Regions from separate parts of the Homo sapiens genome. Here region 2 is linked to region 1. The links are chromatin loops, found by intact Hi-C in ENCODE. Cell type or tissue: B cell. All regions are shown on one strand. Links, peaks and the distances in the headings refer to the core of each region. The heading gives the core; the rest is flanking DNA.

What was found. Peaks named below come from ENCODE experiments on the same cell type or tissue, not always from the same donor. Only the 100,000 strongest peaks of a DNase experiment are listed, where the experiment ranks them.
Region 2: it touches region 1 in a loop (2.5-fold over the local background); 2 of 110 quality-filtered maps call a loop at or near these places.

The regions. Positions count from the first base shown.
Region 1 is chr2:25,392,824-25,402,978 of GRCh38, reverse strand. The region is part of intron 16 of DTNB (dystrobrevin beta); the gene reads left to right. Among named protein-coding and RNA genes, the nearest start is that of DTNB-AS1, 23 kb to the left of the region's middle. RefSeq lists an enhancer at 1,369-1,418. In B cell, for the core only: no CTCF peak of the experiment used is centred there; DNase peaks (open chromatin) are centred at 268 and 3,268; H3K27ac peaks cover 3,238 bases.
Region 2 is chr2:25,446,646-25,459,310 of GRCh38, reverse strand. DTNB (dystrobrevin beta) reads left to right here. Exons shown (of 21, transcript NM_021907.5): 11 at 3,817-3,906; 12 at 7,676-7,763. Among named protein-coding and RNA genes, the nearest start is that of DTNB-AS1, 32 kb to the right of the region's middle. RefSeq lists an enhancer at 6,059-6,118. In B cell, for the core only: no CTCF peak of the experiment used is centred there; a DNase peak (open chromatin) is centred at 5,900; H3K27ac peaks cover 716 bases.

The sequences.
Region 1 (10,155 bases), core at 1-8,000:
TTTTAATAGGTTGTTCTTTGTCCCAGAAATTTAATACACCTTCTTCCTTCTACTAAGAAAGATAATTGTACACCTTGCCCTCACTCTTTAATTCTTAGCATAAGCTTTGTCTTCTATATAATTTAGTGTAACTTGAATAGGGACAGAATCATGAAGATTGAGAACCCTAACTTTCTGCCATTGGCAACACCGTGATCACAAATCATCCAGCAGTCCTAGAATAGCTGCTTCCTGTCTTACCGCAGCTTGCCTCACCAGCCATCACAGTGAGTGACAGGTTATGCATGAGCCCTGAGGTTTCTGACATGATATGGAAACAAACAGGTGTCACCCCTCTGCAGAGAGACCCCATGGCAGACTTTCTGGTGGCCTCATCCTTCCAACAGACACATAATAGGTAAATGTGTGTTAGCGGTGGTGAGAGACTTCATAAAACTCTTTAGCCCCTCTCTCCAGTGTCTAGAAGCCAAGTTCATCTTTAAAAGACTCCACTTTCATGCTGACCAAGGGTGTTGAAAAAAATAGAAAATAAGAATAAATAAAAGACTCCGCAGCACTTAAGCTTGCAGGTGGGCGCCTCTGCTAAGCAGGGAAGGTGTCCAGGCACATTCATTGCCTGCTTCCTTGCTCACGGCCATTGGGTTGCCTCTCTCCTTCACCCTCATTCTCCATTCTCTGAGCACTTCCATTGCCAGTCCTAACTCCCAATAGTCTTAACTCTTGTCGTGTGAGGCGGTTATTTCCAACTCTCACAGCAGGACAGACAGTGCAGCATCAGATAGCCCCATCACCTCTCCCTCGTTTCACGTCCACTTTGATGAGACAGCTGCATCTTCCTAGCATGGTCACCACCAGCACCAGCTCAAAATAGTTATGTGGGGTTTTTAACTTTTTCTTGAAGAGAAAAATGGACAAAGGCTGTTCTCTACATATCCCAGTTCTCTATACATTCACGGTTGCCTAAATTTCAGACTTGCAGCAACTCTCTCCCATCATTGTTTTTTGTTTCTCTGAGAGGGCCTCTGAAAATCGGCAGCAAAGAGACCACTTTGTTTAATTTAAATACACGGCAGCAAAATGAAGGTAATTGTCCACACAGGCCATCTGCTACCTGGCAGGTGTCCATGAGTCAGGGAGATAGAAATGGAGACTAAAGTGTCTTCCATTCTGTTACCATGATAACAGCTTAGCTCCAAGTTGTAGTTGCGTGTGCGTGTGGAGGGGGATGCAGTTATGAATGCTCTGCAGAGGGCATTAACTCTTAAAGTCAGGCCTTTTGCCACAAGTCTCTCTGGCCTTGTTTACCTGACTATAATGTGTGCCAGGAGGATTAAAAATTCTTCCCTATTCCATGAGGAAAAAGAAAGAAGGGAAGTCCTATTTTTGGAGCCCCTACTAAGTGCCAGGCATCATGCTGGGGCCACCCAAGCATGGCCAAGAACAGTGCAGTATCATTTTCCTACTAAAGACACTGCCTTTCTCTCCGTGCAGCTGGTCTCCTGGCCAGTTCTCTCTGCCACAGCATGTGCGTCCCTGCCTCTGTGCTCAGATGCAGAGCTGGTGAAGGATCCCCGTGTCCTCAGGGCACCTTCTCTGGCATTTTCTATACCTGTTTTGGCTCCAACAAGAGATTGTTTTTATACATAAGAGATTTTCATAATCCCTGTATTCTCCTTTCTCACATTTCCTTACTGGGAATGAAATTGACTGTCCCCTGGAAAATCACGGTTAGTGTCAGTCATCAGAAGTCTTGACTGATCCATGTTCCTTTTAGTCTCAGAAACATTGTGCTGTGATCCCAATATGCTTAGTTTTCCGCCAGCAGTTTGAGGCAATTAGCAGACCCAGGGACCAGTCCTAGCCTGTCTACTGATTTTGTGTGTGACCTTGTGACCTCTCTTGACCTCAGCCTCCTCAAATGAAAAATGAATGTTGGACTAAAACAAGCTAGTTTGCTGGGGTCATGAACCCTCTGATTTTGTAATTTCTGAACACTTTTCTTGGAACATGATGCAGAGCTTTCTCGGGTTCTCAGGGTCTTTGCTGATTTGAAAATGAAGAGCCAGCAGTCTAGAGAGCTTATCAGATTGTAATGTTTCACTGGCTCTACATTTGCAACAGAATTGTTTCCAACTGTTATACAAGGGACCTCTGTATTGAGAGAACCTGAGTCACAGGGCATTTATTGTGTTTAGTTATTGGTTAGACCCATGATTGGCCTGTGCTGGACTCAAGCCTTTGTTACAGCTTGTACTACAACAAGATTCCACTCCTTATATCAGGAAACCTTAAAACACTGAGTAGCACATTGCAGAGCTTCCCTTGCTTCTCCAGGCGAATTGCCCTCTCCTGGCAGCTGAAACCCAGAGGCACAAGAGTCTTTTGTGCCTATCATTGGACAACATATCCCCATCCTTGGAGCCACCTGACTAGTTGCTCTACCTTTGCAGATTTCTAGGTGTTTCTCAGGTTTCCTGTAATCTCAGGGTGCCAACTGTGATGCCTCCCCCTCCCCAAGTCTCCCACTGTGCCGCGTATTCTAGACTGGTTCGCGTTGAGCGGAGTGTTCAGCAGTCTCCATGGAGAAGGGCCTGCCTCTCTGAACATAAAGCCCATCTGTGCTTTTGAGACGAGGTGCATTTGCACAGTGCGGTGCTCCATCTTGATTTTTAGTGTGTTCTGTCTGGCCTGTGCCTATCAAGTAAACAGAAGGAACAAACTCCAGCCAGATTCAGAGGTGATTGTCAGCATGTCAGGAATGTTGCTGTGCACAGAAGGTTTCTCAGACTGCATGTGCGCCACACACTCCAGTTTGTACTTATTTAGTTAGAAGGACCTTATTTCAGACTCTTTCCTGAGATAGTTCCATCTTATACAGAGTATCCTGCTCCCTACACCTCCTCATCAGCATCATCTGTACAAGGCCTACGTGGCCAGCAGCTGTGGTACGGACTCCACTTGTGAGAAAGGAAAGTTAGAAGCAGAATATGCCATGACGTGACCGAGATGCTGCTGGGACCCCAGAAGAGCATTCCTCACTGACAGAATGGTCAGAACTGAAGCAAAGTGTTGGTTCTTGCCATGTCTGAGACGAGGTTAACTTAGCGAAGATCATAGGTCACAGAATTTTATATCTGAAAAATACAGTTTTTATCCCAGACAAGTGATATCCCACTTGTCTGATTCATTAGCAGCGAGTCACTAGGCCTAGCCCACATTGAAGGGGAGGAGACTCCACCCGGATATGAATGCAGGGGAGGGTCCCTTGGGGCCATCTCAGAGGTCTGGTGACCACATTTGCTTATCTAGTTAAAGTATCTCACATAAAGATTCACTGGTTGGCTGGGCCCAGCACTCCTGTAATCACAGCACTTTGGGAGGCTGAGGTGGGCAGATCACATGAGAACAGGAGTTCAAGACCAGCCTGGCCAACATGGCAAAACTCCATCTCTACTAAAAATACAAAAATTAGCCAGATGTGGTGGTGCATGTCTGTAATCCCAGCTACTCAGGAAGCTGAGGCACGAGAATCACTTGAACCCAGGAGGTGGAGGTTGCAGTGAGCCAAGATCACACCACTGTGCTCTAGCCTGGGAAACAGCAAGATCCTGTCTAAAAAAAAAAAAAAGGTCAGGGGCGATGGCTCACGCCTGTAATCCCAGCACTTTGGGAAGCCAAGCGAGGCAGGTGGATCATGAGGCCAAGAGATTGAGACTATCCTGGCCAACATGGTGAAACCCCATCTCTACTAAAAATACAAAAATTAGCTGGGCATGGTGGTGCACGCCTGTAGTCCCAGCTACTCAGGAGGCTGAGGCAGGAGAATCATTTGAACCCAGGAGGCAGAGGTTGCAGTGAGCCGAGATCGCGCCACTGCACTCCAGCCTGGTGACAGAGAGATTCCGTCTCAAAAAAGAAAAGATTCACTGACGACTGATAGATGTATTACTTCCTGGAGATTACTACCTGCTCCAGCACTTTTCCTGCTCTTTTCCACTTTTCATTACAGAAGAAAAAGGGCCAAAAATGTGATGCACTTCATTGTCATTTAACAAGTATTTATTAAGAATTTACCTGTGCTGAGCACAGGGATTCAGAGGATGGAATTTAAGAAGTGAGATAGTGCTGTGATGGAGACACACAAGATTCCGTGGGAGTATCTCAGAAAGACATTGTCTCATCCTAGAGGAGATAGTAGTGAGACTGATGCCCAGGGGACCAGCAGGAGCCAATCAGACAGCATGGGGGAGAGTAGTGCTCCCAGCAGAGGGAGTGGCAAGAGAGAGCAGAGTCCCATCAACAGAGTCAAGTGTGGATGGGCCCACACTTTTGCTTTTTTGTCAAAACCACCAAGGAACAGAGTTGGTTGACATCCCTTGCGTGATGTATATCTCATCCAAGATCGGCTCCGGTCTCCAGGCTTCCTGAACCCTTAGCCTCAGGCCTGGCGAAAGCCCATGCATATTGGTGAGCTATCACTTGTGCCTCTGACCCACCCAGGATTGCAAACTGGTATTACCCTACACAAACCAGAATTCACGGAGGGCCCTGACAGCTCTGTCCTGGCTTCATTTTCATCCAGTGTGATCCTAACGCCAAGGGCTGGGGCATAAGACCCATGGAGAAATAACACCTGCCCAGGAGTCGTAGCTTTTCTCTTTCAACTGCTCTGAACAAACACAACTTCTAGAATCTGGTTTTTATCTTCCTCAGAAGGCATGCCCTAGGTAATGATCCCAGGAAGAGGGTCTGATTATTTCCAGGCTGATGGTGGGCAGGAGGTTTCACTTCCAGATACTAGAGCTTTAGACACATGTGGCTGGCCACCCTGCCTACCCCTCTTGTCTCATCCCCCATCATCATTTCAATATCAAAGTATTTGCAAAGGTTCAGTGTCATGCTGTTATGAAGCAGCCTGGATGTTCACCTGGGTCCTATGACTCTGATGTGCGGTCCTCAGGCCATGGTGCCTGGCCCAGATCATGCAGAGGGAGATTCCTGAGTCCTCGCCATATGTTTAATGCTGGCTGGGCCATCTGTCTTACAGTGAAGTGTGTTAGCATTTCAGAGGTCATTCTTTTTTTTTTTTTTTTTTTTTTTTGAGACAGTCTTGCTCTGTCACCCAGGCTGGAGGGCAGTGGCAGGATTTTGGCTCACTGCAAGCTCCACCTCCTGGGTTCAAGCGATTCTCCTGCGTCAGCCTTCTGAGTAGCTGGGATTATAGGCATGCGCCACCATGCCCAGCTAATTTTTGTATGTTTAGTAGAGACAGGGTTTCGCCATGTTGGCCAGGCTGGTCTCAAACTCCTCACCTTAGGTGATGCACCTACCTCGGCCTCCCAAAGTGCTGGGATTACAGGCATGAGCCACCGGGCCCGGCCCATTTTTGTTCTTTAAGTGGATTTAATTTCCATCTTGAGTTCCTACGCTGTCTGAACTGGTCACTTAATCTAGGCATTTCCAGGCAAACTCGAAACCAGCCCTCAGAGATTCTTATCCTGCTTCCTGTGCCCTGAGATTTGCCTATTCTGGACATTTTATATAAATGGGATCATACGATATGTGGTCTTCTGTGACTGGCTTCTGTGACTGGCTTCTTGCACGTAGCATACTGTTTTCTTTCTTTTTTTTTTTTTTTTTTGAGACAGAGTCTCTTTCTGTCATCCAGGCTGGAGTGCAGTGGCGCTATCTCAGCTCACTGCAGCCTCTGCCTCCCAGATTCAAGCAATTCTTCTCCCTTGGCCTCCTGAATTGATGGACATTTGAATTGTTTTTACTTTTTGGCTATGTCGAATAACGCTGCTATGAACATTTGGGTTCAGATTTTTGTGTGGACATGTTTTCATGTCTCATGGATATATACCTAGGAATGGAATTGCTGCCAGTCTGTCCAAAGCAGCTGCACTATTTTACTTTTTTTTGGGTGGGGGAGGTGGGGGTGTGGGGGTGGTATTTGGTCTTTATTCCGTAGATGGCTTAAAGAAATTCAGTTATCTAAAATCTCAGGACAAATTTATCCCTTTTATCTTATATTCAATTCAGAAATTGTTGAGATTTTCCTAGAATCACAGTCTGCAAATACATGACAGTGAAGGATTGGAAGGTGGTAATAGGAAAAGTAGCTGGGGAGACAAAACAGTGCCCAGACTGAGGTTTTAATGTTAGGAAAAAAGAACATTAATGATACTGCAGAATGGTCACAAGAGCTATCCCTAGCACCAGTCTTTTTTTTTTTTTTTTTTTTTTTAGTTCCTTTTATTAATTTCAATAGGTTTTGGGGGAACATGGCGGGAGGGGCAGATTTGGTTACATGGATAAGTTCTTTAGTGATTTCTGAGGTTTTGGTGCCCCCGTCACCCAAGCAGTGTACACTGTACCCAATGTGTAGTCTTTTATCCCTCACCCCCCTCCCACCCTTTCCCTCAAGTCCCAAAAGTCCAGTGTATCATTCTTTTTTTTTTTCCTCCTGAGACAGTGTCTTGCTCTGTTGCCTAGGCTGGAGTGCAGTGACACAATCTCAGTTCACTGCACCCTCCGCCTCCTGGGTTCAAGGGATTCTCCTGCCTCAGCCTCCCAAGTAGCTGGTATTACAGACATGAACCACCACATCTGGCTAATTTTTGTATTTTTAGTAGAGATGGAGTTTCACCATGTTGGCCAGGCTGGTCTCGAACTCCTGTCCTCAAGTGATCCGCCCATCTTGGCCTCCCAAAGTGCTGGGATTGCAGACCAGTGTATCATTCTTACACCTTTGCATTCTCATAGCTTAGCTCCCACTTATGGATAAGAACAACGATGTTTGGTTTTCCATTCCTGAGTCACTTCACTTAGAATAATGGTCTCCAGTTCCATCCAGGTTGCTGTGAATGCCATTGTTTTGTTCCTTTTTATGACTGAATAGTATTCCATGGTATGCATTTACCACATTTTCTTTATCCACTCGTTGATTGATGGGCATTTGGGCTGGTTCCATATTTTTGCAATTGTGAATTGTCCTAGCACCAGTCTTCAGGAGGGAGGGAGGGAATATTTAATTACAGCTCCTTATATGTAATTCTGGGCTACATTTTTTAACTTGTCTATTAATCCTTTTATAATATTCCATATTATGTAAGAGAAAACTAAGATTCAGTAGGATTAATTTATTTACTCAAAGAAAATGTTGAAATAAGAATGCAAATTCCATCTCTAGTGCTTTCTTCACAACATAAATTTTTATCTAGCTTCCTTGCTCACTGGAAGTACCTTTATCAATTACATGAGAAATACCTACAAATCAGTTGCAATGATTTATTCATGTATTAATTTGTTTAATCATGATTTTGTCACATAGATTTTGAATATTTGCTATTGCTAGAAACTGATGCTGATGTGGTTAGAGAGATGTATGTAAATATTTAAATATACATAAATATATATTTATATTTATATTTATGTATATATTGTGATTTATATATTTATGTACATAAATATACATGTATATTATGTAATTGGTATATTTATGTGTATTTATGTATTTACAAATATGTATACTGTGATTTATATATTTATGTATACATATTATGTGATACATAAACTTTTAAATTTTTTAATTTTTTTATTTCAATAGGTTTTTGGGGAACAGGTAGTATTTGATTACATGAATAAGTTTGTTAGTGGTGATTTCTGAGATTTTGGTGTACCCATCATCCAAGCAGTGTACACTGTACCCCATGTGTAGTCTTTTATCCTTTTCCACACCCCACCCTTTCCCCGAGTCCCCAAAGTCCAATATATCATTCTTAGGCCTTTGTGTCCTCATAGCTAAGCTCCCACATATGAGTGAGAATGTACAATGTTTGGTTTTCCATTCCTGAGTTACTTCACTTAGAAAAATAGTCTCCAATTCCATCCAGGTGGCTGTGAATGCCATTATTTCATTCTTTTTTATAGCTGAGTAGTATTCCATGGTGTATCTATCCCATTTGTTTTACCCACTCATTGATTGATGGGCATTTGGGCTGGTTCCATATTTTTGCAATTGCAAATTGTGCTGCTATAAACATGCGTATGCAAGTATCTTTTTTGTATAATGACTTACTTCCCTGTAGGTAGATACCTAGTAATGGGATTGCTGGATCAAACAGTAGATCTACTTTTAGTTCTTTAAGGAATCACCACACTGTTTTTCATAGTAGTTGTACTAGTTTACATTCCCACCAACAGTGTAAAAGTGTTCCTTTTTCACTGCATTCACACCGACATCTATTATTTTTTGAGCTTTTTATTGCCATTCTTGTAAGAGTAAGGTGGTATTGCATTGTAATTTTGATTTGCATTTCCCTGATAATTAGTAATTTGAGCATTTTTCCATATACTTGTTGGCCATTTGTATACCATCTTTTGAGAATTTTCTATTCATGTCCTTAGCCCACTTTTTTATGGGATTATTTTTTTCTTGCTGATTTGTTTTCTTTGTAGATTCTGAATATTAGTCCTGTGTCAGATGTATAGTTTGTGAAGATTTTCTTCCACTCTGTGGGTTGTTTGTTAACTTTGCTGATTATTTCTTTTGCTGTGCAGAAGCTATTTAGTTTAATTAAGTCCCATCTATTTATCTTTGTTTGTTGCATTTGCTTTTGGGTTCTCGGTCATGGAGTCTTTGCCTAAGCCAATGTCTAGAAGGGTTTTTCCAATGTTATCTTCTAGAATCTTTATGGTTTCAGGTCTTAGATTTAAGTCTTTGATCCAACCTGAGTTGATTTTTGTATAAGGTGAGAGATGAGGATCCAGTTTCATTCTTCTATGTGTCTTGCCAGTTATCTCAGCATCATTTGTTAAGTAGGGTGTCCTTTCCCCATTTTTTGTTTTTGTTTGCTTTGTCAAAGATCAGTTGGGTGTAAGTATTTGGCTTTATTTCTGGGTTCCCTATTGTGTTCCATTGGTGTATGTGCCTATTTTTATACCAGTACCATGCTGTTTTGATGACTGAGGCCTTATAGCATAGTTTGAAGTTGAGTAATGTGATGCCTCCAGATTTATTCTTTTTGCTTAGTCTTGCTGTGGCTATGTGGGCTCTTTTTTGGTTCCATATGAATTTAAGGGTTGTTTTTTCTAGTCCTGTGAGGAATGATGGTGGTATTTTGATGGGAATTGCATTGAATTTGTAGATTGCTTTTGGCAGTATGATTATTTTCACAATATTGACTCTACCCATCCATGAGCATGGGATGTGTTTCCATTTGTTCATGTCATCTATGATTTCTTTCAGCAGTGTTTTATAGTTTTCCTTATAGAGGTCTTTCATATCCTTAGTTAGGTATATTCCTAAGTATTTTATTTTATTTTATTTTATTTTTTGCAGGTATTCTGAAAGGGGTTGAGTTCTTGATTTGATTCTCAGCTTGGTCGCTGTTGATATATAGCAGAGCTACTGATTTGTGTACAATAATTTTGTATCCTGAAACTTTGCTGAATTCATTTACCAGTTCTAGGAGCTTTTTGGATGAGTCTTTAGAATTTTCTAGGTATACAATCATATAATCAGCAAACAGTGACAGTTTGACTTCCTCTTTACCGATTTGGATGCCCTTTCTTTCTTTCTCTTGTCTGATTGCTCTGGCTAGGACTTCCAGTACTATGTTGAATAGAAGTGGTGAAAGTGAGCATCCTTGTCTTGTTCCAGTTCTCAGGGGGAATGCTCTCAACTTTTCCCTGTTCAGTATAATATTGGCTCTGGGTTTGTCATAGATGGCTTTTATTACATTAAGGTATGTCCCTTCTATGCCAGTTTTGCTGAGGGTTTTAGTCATAAAGCGATGCTGGATTTTGTCTAATGCTTTTTCTGCATTTATTGGATCATGTGATTTTTGTTTTTAATTCTGTTTATGTGGTATATCACATTTATTGACTTACGTATGTTAAACCATCCCTGTGTCCCTGGTATGAAACCCACTTGATCATGGTGGATTATCTTTTTGATATGCTGTTGGATTTGGTTCACTAGTATTTTTTTGAGGATTTGTGCATCAGGGATATTGGTCTGTAGCTTTCTTGTTTTGTTATGTCCTTCCCTGGTTTTGGTATTAGGGTTATACTGGCTTCGTAGAATGATTTACGCAGGATTCCCTCTTTTTCTATCTTTTGCAATAGTGTCAGTAGGATTGGTACCAATTC
Region 2 (12,665 bases), core at 2,044-10,043, 54 kb before region 1:
TGACTGAAAACGAACTGAGCCTCTGGGACCTGTGGGATAATGTCAGGCAGTCTAACAGACGAGAGGGAGAAAAAATATTTAAGAAACATTTTTTCCCAACTTTTCAAAGAAATTTTTACATATTCATTAAAAACTATAAACCTACAAATACTTATAAACACAACAAACTGTATGCCAGGATAAACAAAGAGAAAACTATACCAAGGCACATCAGAATCAAATTGCTGAAAATCAGTGATGAATAAAACATTTAAAAAGCAGCTAGAGAAAAAAAAAAAAGACATATTACATACCTGAACCCAAGAGTTCAAGAACAGCCTGGGCAACAAAGTGAGACCCTGTCTCTACAAAAGATTTAAAAATTAGAGCTGGGCATGGTGGCTCATGCCTGTAATCCCAGCACTTTGGGAGGCCGAGGCAGGCGGATCACGAGGTCGGGAGATCGAGACCATCCTGGCTAACACGGTGAAACCCCGTCTCTACTAAAAATACAAAAAAGTTGGCCAGCCTTGGTGGCGGGCACCTGTAGTCCCAGTTAATCAGGAGGCTGAGGCAGGAGAATGGCGTGAACCCGGGAGGTAGAGCTTGCAGTGAACAGAGATTGCACCACTGCACTCCAGCCTGGGCGACAGAGCAAGACTCCATCTCAAAAATAAATAAATAAATAAATAAATATTAGCCGGGTGTGGGGGTACACACCTGTAGCCCCAGCTACTCTGGAGACTGAGGCAGGAGGATTGCTTCAGCCCAGGAGGTTGAGGCTGCATTGATCCATGATTGCACCATGGCACTCCAGCCTGGGTGACAGAGCAAGACCCTGCCTAAAAAAAAGACATGTTACGTACCAGGAAACAAAGATAAGAACAACTGTTGATTTCTCTCTCTCTTTTTTTTTTTTTAACTGTTGATTTCTCATTAACCCTTTTCCCATTTAGAAAAAAAGTACGGCTCGCTGCCAGTGCTCCTTTAATTTTACATAAACACGCTCTTTAAGGCTGAAGCAAAGCTGACTGATTTTCAATGTGAAAATAAAATACACAAACTGTTTTTGTAGTTATTTCTAAACAGAACTAACATCAGAATCATCTGAGTCATCAGAATCATCTATTTCGGAAAAAATTGATTCATTAAATGAATCTTCAGCCAGCCGTTTGAGAACGATGTTAATAATTAACATCAGCCAGGCATGGTGGCTCACACCTGTAATCCCAGCACTTTGGGAGGCAGAGGTGGGTGGATCACAAGGTCAAGAGATCGAGACCATCCTGGCCAACATGGTGAAACCTCATCTCTACTAAAAATACAAAAAATTAGCTGAGCATGGTGGCGTGCACCTGTAGTTCCAGCTACTTGGGAGGCTGAGGCAGGAGGATGGCTTGAACCCGGGAGGCAGAGGTTGCAGTGAGCTGAGATCACGCCACTGCACTCTAGCCTGGTGACAGAGTAATACTCTGTCTCAAAAAATAATAATAATAATTAACATCATGCACAGGAATGCTACGCTTTCTAAGCTTTGGCATTTTCAGCAATCAAGAATTACAGTATTTTGTAAATGGAAATACCACTACTAAGAATAGAATGCTATAAATAGAATGATGTCTTTTCTTTCCAAAGTCCGTGTACTAGAGTGATGAGAGAATAATAATAAAAGCGAGATATTTCATGGGAAAGTTATCTCAGGGTAAATGCTGTATCTGCAAGCGCTGCCAGTGAGTATTCTCGGGACAAATGGGAAAAGGATTAAAAGCAATGCAAGCCAGAAGAAAATGGAACGGTACCTTGAAAGCACTGAGAGGACTTATTTTTCTTCATTCTAAAATATACAGATTTTCTAGCTTTTTCCACTGAGAAGGCCTAGAATCGGTGAGCCTAGAACAGTGGGCACCCTAGCATCCTGACTGCAGTCTCTAAATACTCTTTGCCAGTAAACGGAACGAGGGATCCTTAGAAGGATGGTTCATTCCAAGTCTGGGACAGGATATATAACAAACAAAACTACAGGGCCAGGCACAGTGGCTCACACCTGTATTCTCAGCACACTGGGAGGCCAAGGTGGGTGGATCACCTGAGGTCAGGAGTTCGAGACCATCCTGGCCAACATGGTGAAACCCCGTCTCTACTAAAAATACAAAAATTAGCTGGGCGTGGTGGCGCACGCCTATAATCCCAGCTACACAGGAGACTGAGGCAGGAGAATCACTTGAACTTGGGAGGCGGAGGTTTCAGTGAGCTGAGATTGCACCACTGCACTCCAGCCTGGGTGACAGAGTGATACTCCGTCTCAAAAAAAGAAAAAAAAGAAAAAAAACTAGAGCATTTTATTGTGCTAGAAAGCAGGAAAGCTAATAAGGTCTAATGGTTATATCAAAAGAACACAAGAGCCTATTACAGGAGCTCCCACTGGCCAAAGGTAGGAGAGTTTGAGCTTCAGAAAGGTGACTGGGGCCGGGCGCAGTGGCTCACACCTGTAATCCCAGCACTTTGAGAAGCTGAGGCAGGGAGATCACTTGAGGTCAGGAGTTCAAGACCAGCCTGGCCAACAGAGGCGAAAACCCGTCTCTACTAAAAATACAAAAATTAGCTGGTGGTGCACGCCTGTAATCCCAGCTACTTGGGAGGCTGAGACAGGAGAATCGCTTGAACCCAGGAGGCAGAGGTTGCAGTGACCCGAGATCATGCCATTGCACTCTAGCCTGGGAGACAAAGCGAGACTCTGTCTCAAAAAAACAAAAAAACAAAAACAAAAAAAAACCCAGAAATGTATCAGTCACATACAAACATAAAAGAAACCTACCAGCCATTTGCAAAGTGGGGACTTTGTTTGGATCTTGACTTTAATTGTAAATGGACATTTTTTAAGATTTGAGGAAATTGGCAGATGGACTGGGATACTAAAATATTTTTGTCTGTGTTTTTAGGTGTGATAATGGTGTTAGGTTGTGTGAAATGTTTTTACTATCTGATAGATGTACAGGCTCAAGTATTCCCAGGTGAAATAATTGCCTGGGGTTTGCTTTTAGCCACTCGTCCCTGCACAAAATGTTGGAGGAATGAAAATTCGATTAGATAACATTGACAAAATGTTGACATTCATTCAAGTTTTGCTATGGGTACCTGAGGGGTAGTCATTAGATTACTCTATTTTATGCAAGTTTTAATATTTCTGTAGTAAAAAGTTAGAAGACCATGTGCTTAAGGACCTTTCATGTATCTATAAGAGAGAGCCTCACTCAGAGTATATAGTGTTGCCTTATAATTAGGCGCAGTTCTAATGAGTTTGGGATGGGTACCAGTTTTATGGGAGAAATAGACTGATGCTAAAGGCAGTATCCTTATAGAAATAAAAATGTTTAACTGGCAACATGAAGTAACACTGAAAATTCTTAGATGTACACAAAAGCTTATAAAAGCATAGCGCTAGGGGGTCATGTAGTGATATTTAGTAGATTGGCTGTGCCTCAGTTGTCTTGCCAGAAGGCATCTTCTAAAAAGTGCATCATCACAGAGCGCAGCACCCGAACAAAAGTGGTACATGCGGCTCCCCTGCCGACTCAACAGGTTCTTCCCAAGGGCTGTCATGTCAGTGGGCCAGCGCCACTCCTGAAGGACTGCTTTTGTTTAAAGGATTTGAGAGATGGATTCCTGAGGATCTAACACCATATTCCATTATGCATTGTGGGTTTTTTATTGTTTTCCTTATCATGATTTATTATTTTTTAAATTTTTCTTTGAAGTTTGCTCATTTTAATCCATGTTCATTTCTCCCTCTGTATGTGTTTGTGTCACGCTTGCTGTCTTTGCCTCCATTGTTCCTAGGTTACAGTATAGCCAGGATATACCCAGTCACTTGGCCGATGAGCATGCGCTGATAGCCTCCTATGTGGCCCGTCTGCAGCACTGTGCACGGTCAGTGGTGGTGCAGCAGCAGTGGGTAGCCACGGGTGATCAGAGGGAGGGAGAGCTTTGCTACCTGGGGTTGTCAGCTGGAAAAAAAACTGCATGTCAGGTTTTTCTTGAGCAGCTACCAGCTATGTTTGGCAGAGTTAAAATAGTTGCTAAGCATTAGCTTCTACAAGAGAGGGAGGCTTGCCAAGCCTGGGCGCTGACCTAAACATGGAGTCAGACATTCTCCTTTAAAGTGGGGTTCACTTCCTTCAGCTTACACTCAAAAAATATATAAACCTATGAGGGATCGCAGTACTCACAGAGGTATCTGATGCAACCTCTTCCTGTTCATTCTTACCTAACTAATGAAATCTTTCTATTGACATTCCAAGTTTAGAGTTGATCAACCCACAGATATCCCACTTTGTCTTATCTGGGGACTTTGATACTGTCACCCTATTACATCTTTACCACCCTTTATCTGTTAGCAGGAATCTGTCAGTGTTGATTATTTAAACCGGTGATTCCCAACAATGGTATTGGGTCACTGTCACCTGAGGGTCTTTTTCCAAATTATGTAGACCCTCTCATATTATAATAGTTACATGTATTATAATAGCTCCACATTCCCCTTACCCTGAAAACTACTGCGGTAGTGACTCACTGTTAATAAGAGAATGTGTCTGATTCTTCAGTGGTTTGGGATGGAAAAACGTTTGATAACTGCTAACTATAGCAAAGTTAATCCTTTTTTTAAAAGATTTAATACCGAAAAAAGTGGTATTACTTTCAGGTAGGTCCAAAGTCTCCTGCTCACTCCATGCCCACACCCACCACCATTCTTCAAGTAGGATGACAGGTAAAGTTTAAGCAATCTAAAGCCATCCTTCCCCTACATAACAGCAAAGAAGAATCACAGTGCCAAACAACTTGGAAAGCCATGCTTTGAGATTCTTGTTCTTAGAGAGAAAACCATAATTTATAAGCTGTACACATAACAGAGGCTGAAGCTTTAAATTTTGATCTTAGTTTTGCTTATAGCATGCCATGGCTCCTTGGGAGGGTCATCTGACCTTGCTGCTACTTCCCCTAATAACAGAAGAATAAATTAATAGTCAGTTGGGAAATATACATATGAAAAAGACTTTTAAATATTATACTTTATACCGTTTTCCATAGTTTTCCTGATATGACTAAATAGCATCACTATTCTGGGGTATTTATGTATCTCTAAAGCTTGGAGAAGTAGAGTTTTCTTTTCTTTTTTTTTTTTTTTGAGACAGAGTCTCACTGTGTCGTCCAGGTTGGAGCGCAGTGGTGCCATCTCAGCTCACTGCAAGCTCTGCCTCCCGGCTTCATGCCATTCTCCTGCCTCAACCTCCCGAGTAGCTGGGACCACAGGCGCTCATCACCACACCCAGCTAATTTTTTTGTATATTTTTAGTAGAGACGGGGTCTCACTGTGTTAGCCAGGATGGTCCCGATCTCCTGACCTCGTGATCCGCCGGCCTCAGCCTCCCAAAGTGCTGGGATTACAGGCATGAGCCACTACGCCCGGCTGAGAAGTAGGGTTTTCTAAGCTTCTAAATATGTTTAATAGGCTTACCCTCTAGGAGGGAAGGAAGGGCCTGATAATTGTGTGCACTGCATCACAGAGTGTCTCCTCATCCAACAGATGATTTCTTTGCACACTGTCCCAGCCTCTTGGTCTCTAGGAACAGAGTTGTTTCACCCTAGGCAAGACAAATTCTTTATTATCACTAAAGGCAATTGTCCAGAGTGAGCAAAAGTTTCCATGGTAAAAATAGCAGCAGAATGTTTGACAAGAGACTGTTACCTAGTAATTTAGCCCAATAAGATTTATGGTAGGTTTAGCTAAGGCCCTGAAGTCTCACCTTGGCTCCCTGAACAAAAATTGGTGGCTGGTAGCCCTGGGAGAACATGATGAGTGAGTGAGTACTACATGACTTCTTGATTAGTAATCTAAGAAGCTGAGCTTCATACTTCTTCCGAGAAGTCAGAACTTTTCTGGCTAACTAATTCTGAAAATGAAAGTCAATTCAAACAGAAGAATAAGGATCCTTTCTAATCATTGACCTTAAAACCTCTCATCAACACAAGCTTCTAGTTTCTGGCTAGAAAACATAGCCAATTAAAGCAGTCTGTCATCCACACTCATGTATAAATGACAAATAGGATCAACCTTCCTAAGGAGATAGAATGTGATTGAGAAAAAGGAGCTCTTTTGCACAGAAGAACCTATTGTATCCCTTGCCAGATAACAGAGGTCAGCCACTTTAGGCCCCACTTCTTCGGCTACCAATCCCTCCATAATATGATCCACTTGTATCGTTAAGCATTCATTTTTATTGTTTTTTTTTTAATTTAAAAGATAGTTCTCTTATTTCAGACAAATACCTTTAAAGCACAAATATTATAGTTTATCTCTCACCTTGGGGCCTTGACCCTAAAATATTAAAGCCGCCTAATAGTAGTCTGTTCTTATTACAAGATCATTTTTGAGAGGGTGATCATCCTGAAGATGGATATTTGCATGCTTAAAATTATAAAGTGTTGACAAATGTCATAGGCGAAGACTCGAAGCACTTAAAAAAAAATCCCAGAAGAAAGACTAAGTTAAGCTTAAAGACTTAGCCAAAGAGATAGAAAGATTAAAAAAAAAAAAACTAGAAAAAATATAGTTGATTCTACACATGAAAAGTTCAGACAGGTCTTTATTGATTTAGCCACACCCTTCCCAGATTCCCCTCAGTAATTATAACAAACTTCGATGAGTATTGAAGTCATGTCTTTAAATTTTTCTGTATGACTTGTCATACTGCCAAACTCTGATCAAGGGTTTTTGGAAACCCAAGAACATAGGGCCAAAGTGGAGGTAAGCCACAACAGCCACCTCTGGTCATTTAGTCAACATCATCACTGTCGTCTTAAAGCATCTGCCAGTCCTAAACAGAGAATTATATAGCCACAGTCCCTATTAATCTAGGACTGTCTTGATAAGGATAAATAGCATTTGGTATACTAAAGAAGTCATGTATTTCAGAATCAGAAGTTCCATATCAGCATCCCATATGCAGAGCCAGCCTATTACTCAAGAACCCTTCCCTCATCCAGATACCACATTGTCTGATAGCCTGTCTGAATGGGTCCTTAGATTTTTAGAGTATTGGTACTCTTGTTGAAAAGTAATGCATTAAACTAATTAACTCCAAGATGGGGCTATAGATGTAGAATGAGCATAGTAAAGGAAGAGAAAGGGGCATGAAAAGGGGAATATTTGATGTCATGGAATCTTTCCAGCTTTACAGTGTGTTTGGCCTGCCCTGGCAAGGCCAAACTTTTGCTTAGCCAGTGTTAAGTATATTTTTTCTCAGCCCTCTGTTTTTCATGATGCTTTAGTTTTCTCTTGGTCTTTTTGAATTTGAGATCAAGGTCTAAAAAGTCATCAGTTTTAAACATTTGGTTAGAAATCCCTGCCTCAGACTTTGTGGGTGCCCTGTGTTTTCTCAGGCCTTGCATTCAAAATGAAGTGCCCCTTTGATGGTGGAGGAGCAGCGGGGATGTGCTGCCAGTGAGGAATGACAAATGTGGCCTCCTCATTTCTCTAAATCCCCTTTTTTTCAGAAGACCATTAGTATCTATGACCCAGGCCTCTAGTTCTTTTATTACCATTCTTTTATGAGCTTTTCTTCCATCTGTTCTTTCTGAGAATGGAACAAGAATAAGGGATGTTTAATAGACACTTGTTGCATTTTTATTTCCTTGGCAGTGTTCTGGACAGTCCTAGCCGACTGGATGAGGAACACCGTCTTATAGCTCGCTATGCTGCCCGGCTGGCTGCAGAAGCAGGAAACGTGGTAAGTTAATGGAGGATCCCAGGAGAGTAGCAGAAATTAGCATTACTTTAATATGCAAATGGAAAGGGAATAGTAGACATGAAATTTAGGAGAACAGGTACCTCGGGGACACTTTCCACTTTTCCACATGCTAAGAGTAGAAGGAAACTTCCTCACCCTGATAAAGAACACCTACAAAAACCTACAGTTAAGATCACACCTACAGTTTAAATTTTGAAATATTTCCCCCTAATATTGGGAACAATTCAGAGATATCCACTTTCACCACCTCTATTCTAAATTATACTGGAGGACCTAATTAATGCAACAAGACAAGAAGAAAGGGGTATAAATATTGGAAAGACAGAAGTAAAGCAGTCTTTATTTGAAGATGACATGATTGTGCATATGAAGTCCTAAGAAATCTAAAAAAACACTAGTAGAACAGATAAGTAAATTTTATAGTATTGCTACAAGATATAAAGTGTATATCCCAGCACCTTGGGAGGCTGAGGCGGGCAGATCACTTGAGCTCAGGAGTTTGAGACCACCCTCTGGCAGCATAGTGAAATGCTGTCTCTATAAAAAATACAAAAATTAGCCAGGTGTGGTAGCACGCACCTGTAGTCCCAGATGCTGGGAAGGCTGAGGTGGGAAGATTAGTTGAGCCCGGGGAGGTCAAGGCTGCAGTGAGCCATGATTGTTCCACTGCACTCCAGCCTGGGCAACAGAGCAAGACCCTGTCTCACAAAAAGAAAAATACTATTTACTGTAGCATTAAAAATACCAAATACTTATGGATAAATTTAATGGAAGATGTTCAAGTCTGAAAACTGTAAAACATTGCTAAAAGAAATTAAAGAAAACCTAAATAAATGAAGAGGTATGCCATATTGATGGATTAAAAGATTTAATATTGTTAGGATGGCAGATTTTCCTAAATTGATCTATAGATTTAATACCAATTCAAATCTCAACAGGCTTTTTTATAGAAATTAGCAAACTGTTTTTAAAATGTATTTGGAGAACCAAAGGACCTAGAATAACCATAACAGTCTTGAAAAAGAAAAACAAAGTTGGCAGACTTAATCCTACTTGACATTAAGACTTACTATAAAGCTATAGTAATCAAGAAAGTAAGATACTGGCAAAAGGATGAACAAATAAATCAAAGGAACAGAATAGAGTATCCATAAAAGACACTCATGTGTAAGGTCAAATGACTTTCAACAAAGGTAAGAAGCAAATCAGTCAGAAAAGGAAACTCTTTCTATTTTTAACAAATGCTGTTGGAACAACTGGATATCTACACAGGGAAGAAAAGAATCTCAACCCCTGCCTCATACCATACAAATAAATCAATTTGAAATGTATCATAAACTTAAACATAAAAGCTAAAACCATAAAGCTACTAAAAGTATAGGAGAATAATTCTTCATTCTCTTAGGAAGAATAAAAATTCATTAGAGTTTATAGGGATCACAAACCATTTTAAAAATTGATAAATTAGACCCTATCAAATGTAAAATCTTTTGCTCATTAGAAGATACTATTCAAGGCAGGCGGGTCACAAGGTCAGGAGATCGAGACTATCCTGGCTAACACGGTGAAACCCCATATCTACTAAAAATACAAAAAATTAGCCGGGCGTGGCAGTGTGCGCCTGTAGTCCCAGCTACTTGGGAGGCTAAGGCAGGAGGATGGCATGAACCTGGGAGGTGGAGCTTGCAGTGAGCCAAGATCACGCCACTGTACTCCACCCTGGGTGACAGAGCGAGACTCTGTCAAAAAAAAAAAAAAGAAAAAGAAAAACAGACAAACCACTATCTGAAAGAAAATATTTGCAAAACATGTCTGACAAAGGACAGAATATATAAAGAATTCCTGCACCTCAGCAATAAAAAGACAAGCCTTTTTTAAAAAATGAGCAAAAGACTTGAACAGATATTCCACAAAGAAGATATGCCAGTGGCCAATAAGCACATGAAAATGTGCTTGATATCATTAATCATCAGGAAAATGCCAATGATACCACTGTATACCCACCAGAATGGCTACAATGAAAAAGTTGGATGATACCAAATGTTGGAGAGGATGTGGAGCAACCAGAAATCTCACCCTGTTGTTGGCGGGCCTATAAAATCATACAGCTACTTTGGAAAACTATTTGGCAGTTTCTTAAAGAAGCAAAATTTATACTATGACCCAGCAATTCTACTCTTAGATATTTATCCAAGAGAAATGAAAACATGTTCACAAAAAGCGTTGTACAAGAATGTTCATAGCAGTTCAATTCATAATAGCTGGAATAGCCCACGTAGTTATCAACAGAATAGATAAACAAGATGTGTTATATTCATACAATAGAATTGTCTCAACACAAAAAGGAATAACATTGATACATGCAACGACATTGGTGAATATCAAAAATATTATGAGTAGTAAAAGAAGCCAGACAAAAAAAGTACGTACTGTTTTTTTCTATGTGAAATTCTAGAATAGGCAAACTAACTTATCCTTTGCCATAAGTTAATCATCAACTCCTAATCATAATCAGATAAGAGGCTGTTTCTAGAAATGGAAATATTGAAGAGAGACGAGGAAACTTTCTGACTTGATAGAAATATTCCACATTTCAATAGGGGTGTGGGTTGCAGGAGTGTACATTTGTCAAAACGGATTAAATGAAATACTTTTTTTTTTTTTTTTTTTTGAGATGGAATCTTGCTCTGTCGCCCAGGTTGGAGTGCAATGTGGCACGATCTCAGCTCACTGCAAGCTCTGCCTCCTGGGTTCACACCATTCTCCTGCCTCAGCCTCCTGAGTAGCTGGGACTACAGGTGCCCGCCACCACGCCCGGCTAATTTTTTGTATTTTTAGTAGAGATGGGGTTTCACCGTGTTAGCCAGGATGGTCTCGATCTCCTGACCTCATGATCCGCCTGCCTCGGCCTCCCAAAGTGCTGGGATTACAGGCGTGAGCCACCGCGCCCGTCAATGGAATACTTAAGATCTAAGTATTATATCTCAATTAAAACAAAAAGGAACCAAGAATGTTGAATAAGGGTTTGATTGAAATAGGAAGTGGCTCCCCAGGGATTTGCAGTGTGTTTCCTGCAATTTTGAAATATTCATAATAAAATGTTTTCTCTTTTCCTTCTCCTTTTTCAATTCTTTACTTTCTTTGAGGAGTTATGTTCACATTAATATTCACCCACCCCCAACCAGCCACACACACTCATTTTATTCATTCAGCAAATACTTCTTTTGTTGCTGTACTGTGCCAGATTGGATACTATGGTGGACAAATGATTCCTGCCCTCATGGAACTAACAGTGTAGTGACAGAGACAAACATTAAACAAATAATCACACTACTAAACATAACTACAAATTATTATGTGCAGTGGAGGAAAAATGCAGGGAGCTGTGGAAGTGTAGAGCAGGTGCCTGATCTATTCTGGAGAGTAAGGGATAGCTTCTGTGAGAAAGTGTTACTTGAGTTGGGATCTGAAAATAAGTAGAAGAGAATTCAATTTCCTAGGAATTGAAAAGTAACTGAAAACCAAAGCAGGCCAAGAGCTACTGTTGCTGTCACTACTACTGCCACCCCTGCCCTGTGCTTGAATGTCAATTGTCAGGAATTTGTGTGGCAAAACCTCGGTTACGTGCAAAGTGAAGAGTTGGAAATGAGGTTCTCACATTAAGGTAGGCCCTTGAAGCATTATACCCTTGGTGAATATGTTGTATAAAAGATAACTAGGCCGGGCATGGTGGCTCACTCCTGTAATCCCAGGACTTTGGGAGGCCGAGGTGGGTGGATCACCTGAGGTAAGGAGTTCAAGACCAGCCTGGGCAACATGGTGAAACCCCGTCTCTACTAAAAATACAAAAAAAAATTAGCCAGGTGTGGTGGCATACGCCTGTAATCCCAGCTTCTTGGGAAACTGAGGCAGGAGAATCACTTGAGCCCAGGAGGCAGAGGTTGCAGTGAGCTGAGATCGCACCACTGTACTCCAGCCTGGGCAACAGAGCAAGACTCTTGTCTCAAAAAAAAAAAAAAAAAAAAAAGATAACTAGCTGCCAGCACACAGAAAAAGAAAGCTTATAGGTCTCCTGTTGCAGTGGAAGAAGTCGTCTCCTCTGGAAATTCAAAACCTTAGGCCTGTCTATACTTACTTTGGGTACATTTACATTACGTTATAGTTTGAGAATCACCAAGGTGAAATTTTAACATTAAAACTAACCCCAAGGCACCTGGTAGAAGCAGCACAGTATAAATTTCTGCTTACATTCTCAATTGAGACCTAACAGTGCTCCCACTGAAAGAGTCCAACTAAACTTGAACCCCTGTGCTGACTTTGCAAAATGAGACCCTCAATGGCTTTAGATATTAGAGTTATTGGCTATAAAATAGCTATGTTTAAGATTTCTAAAGACCTAAAAGAAGGAATTAAAAACCTGACAAAATACTGTCTTAAAAGAACAAAGTTGAAAACAAATCACATAGAAATTACAGATTTTTAAAACAAAAGTTATTGAAATTTAAAACTTGGTGGATGGGTTAAATGTCAGATTAGACACATGAATAGAGAATTAGTGAACTAGAAAATATATTTAAGAAAATTTTCCAAAACACAACACAGAAAGATGAAAAATCTGAAACAAGGTCTTCAGATATGGGAGATAGAGAACCAACAGTCATGTAACTGGAATTCCAAAAAAGAAAATAGAATTAGGGTTAAAAAATGTTTGAAGAATTAATGGCTAAGTTTCCAAAATGTGTTCAAGACATTCATTCTCAGATGAATATATCGCAATGAGTCCCCAGATACATAAATAAAAATAATTCTACAACTAGACATATCATAGTGAAACTACAGAATACAAAGATAGAATCCTCAGAAAGCAAACACATAAGACGT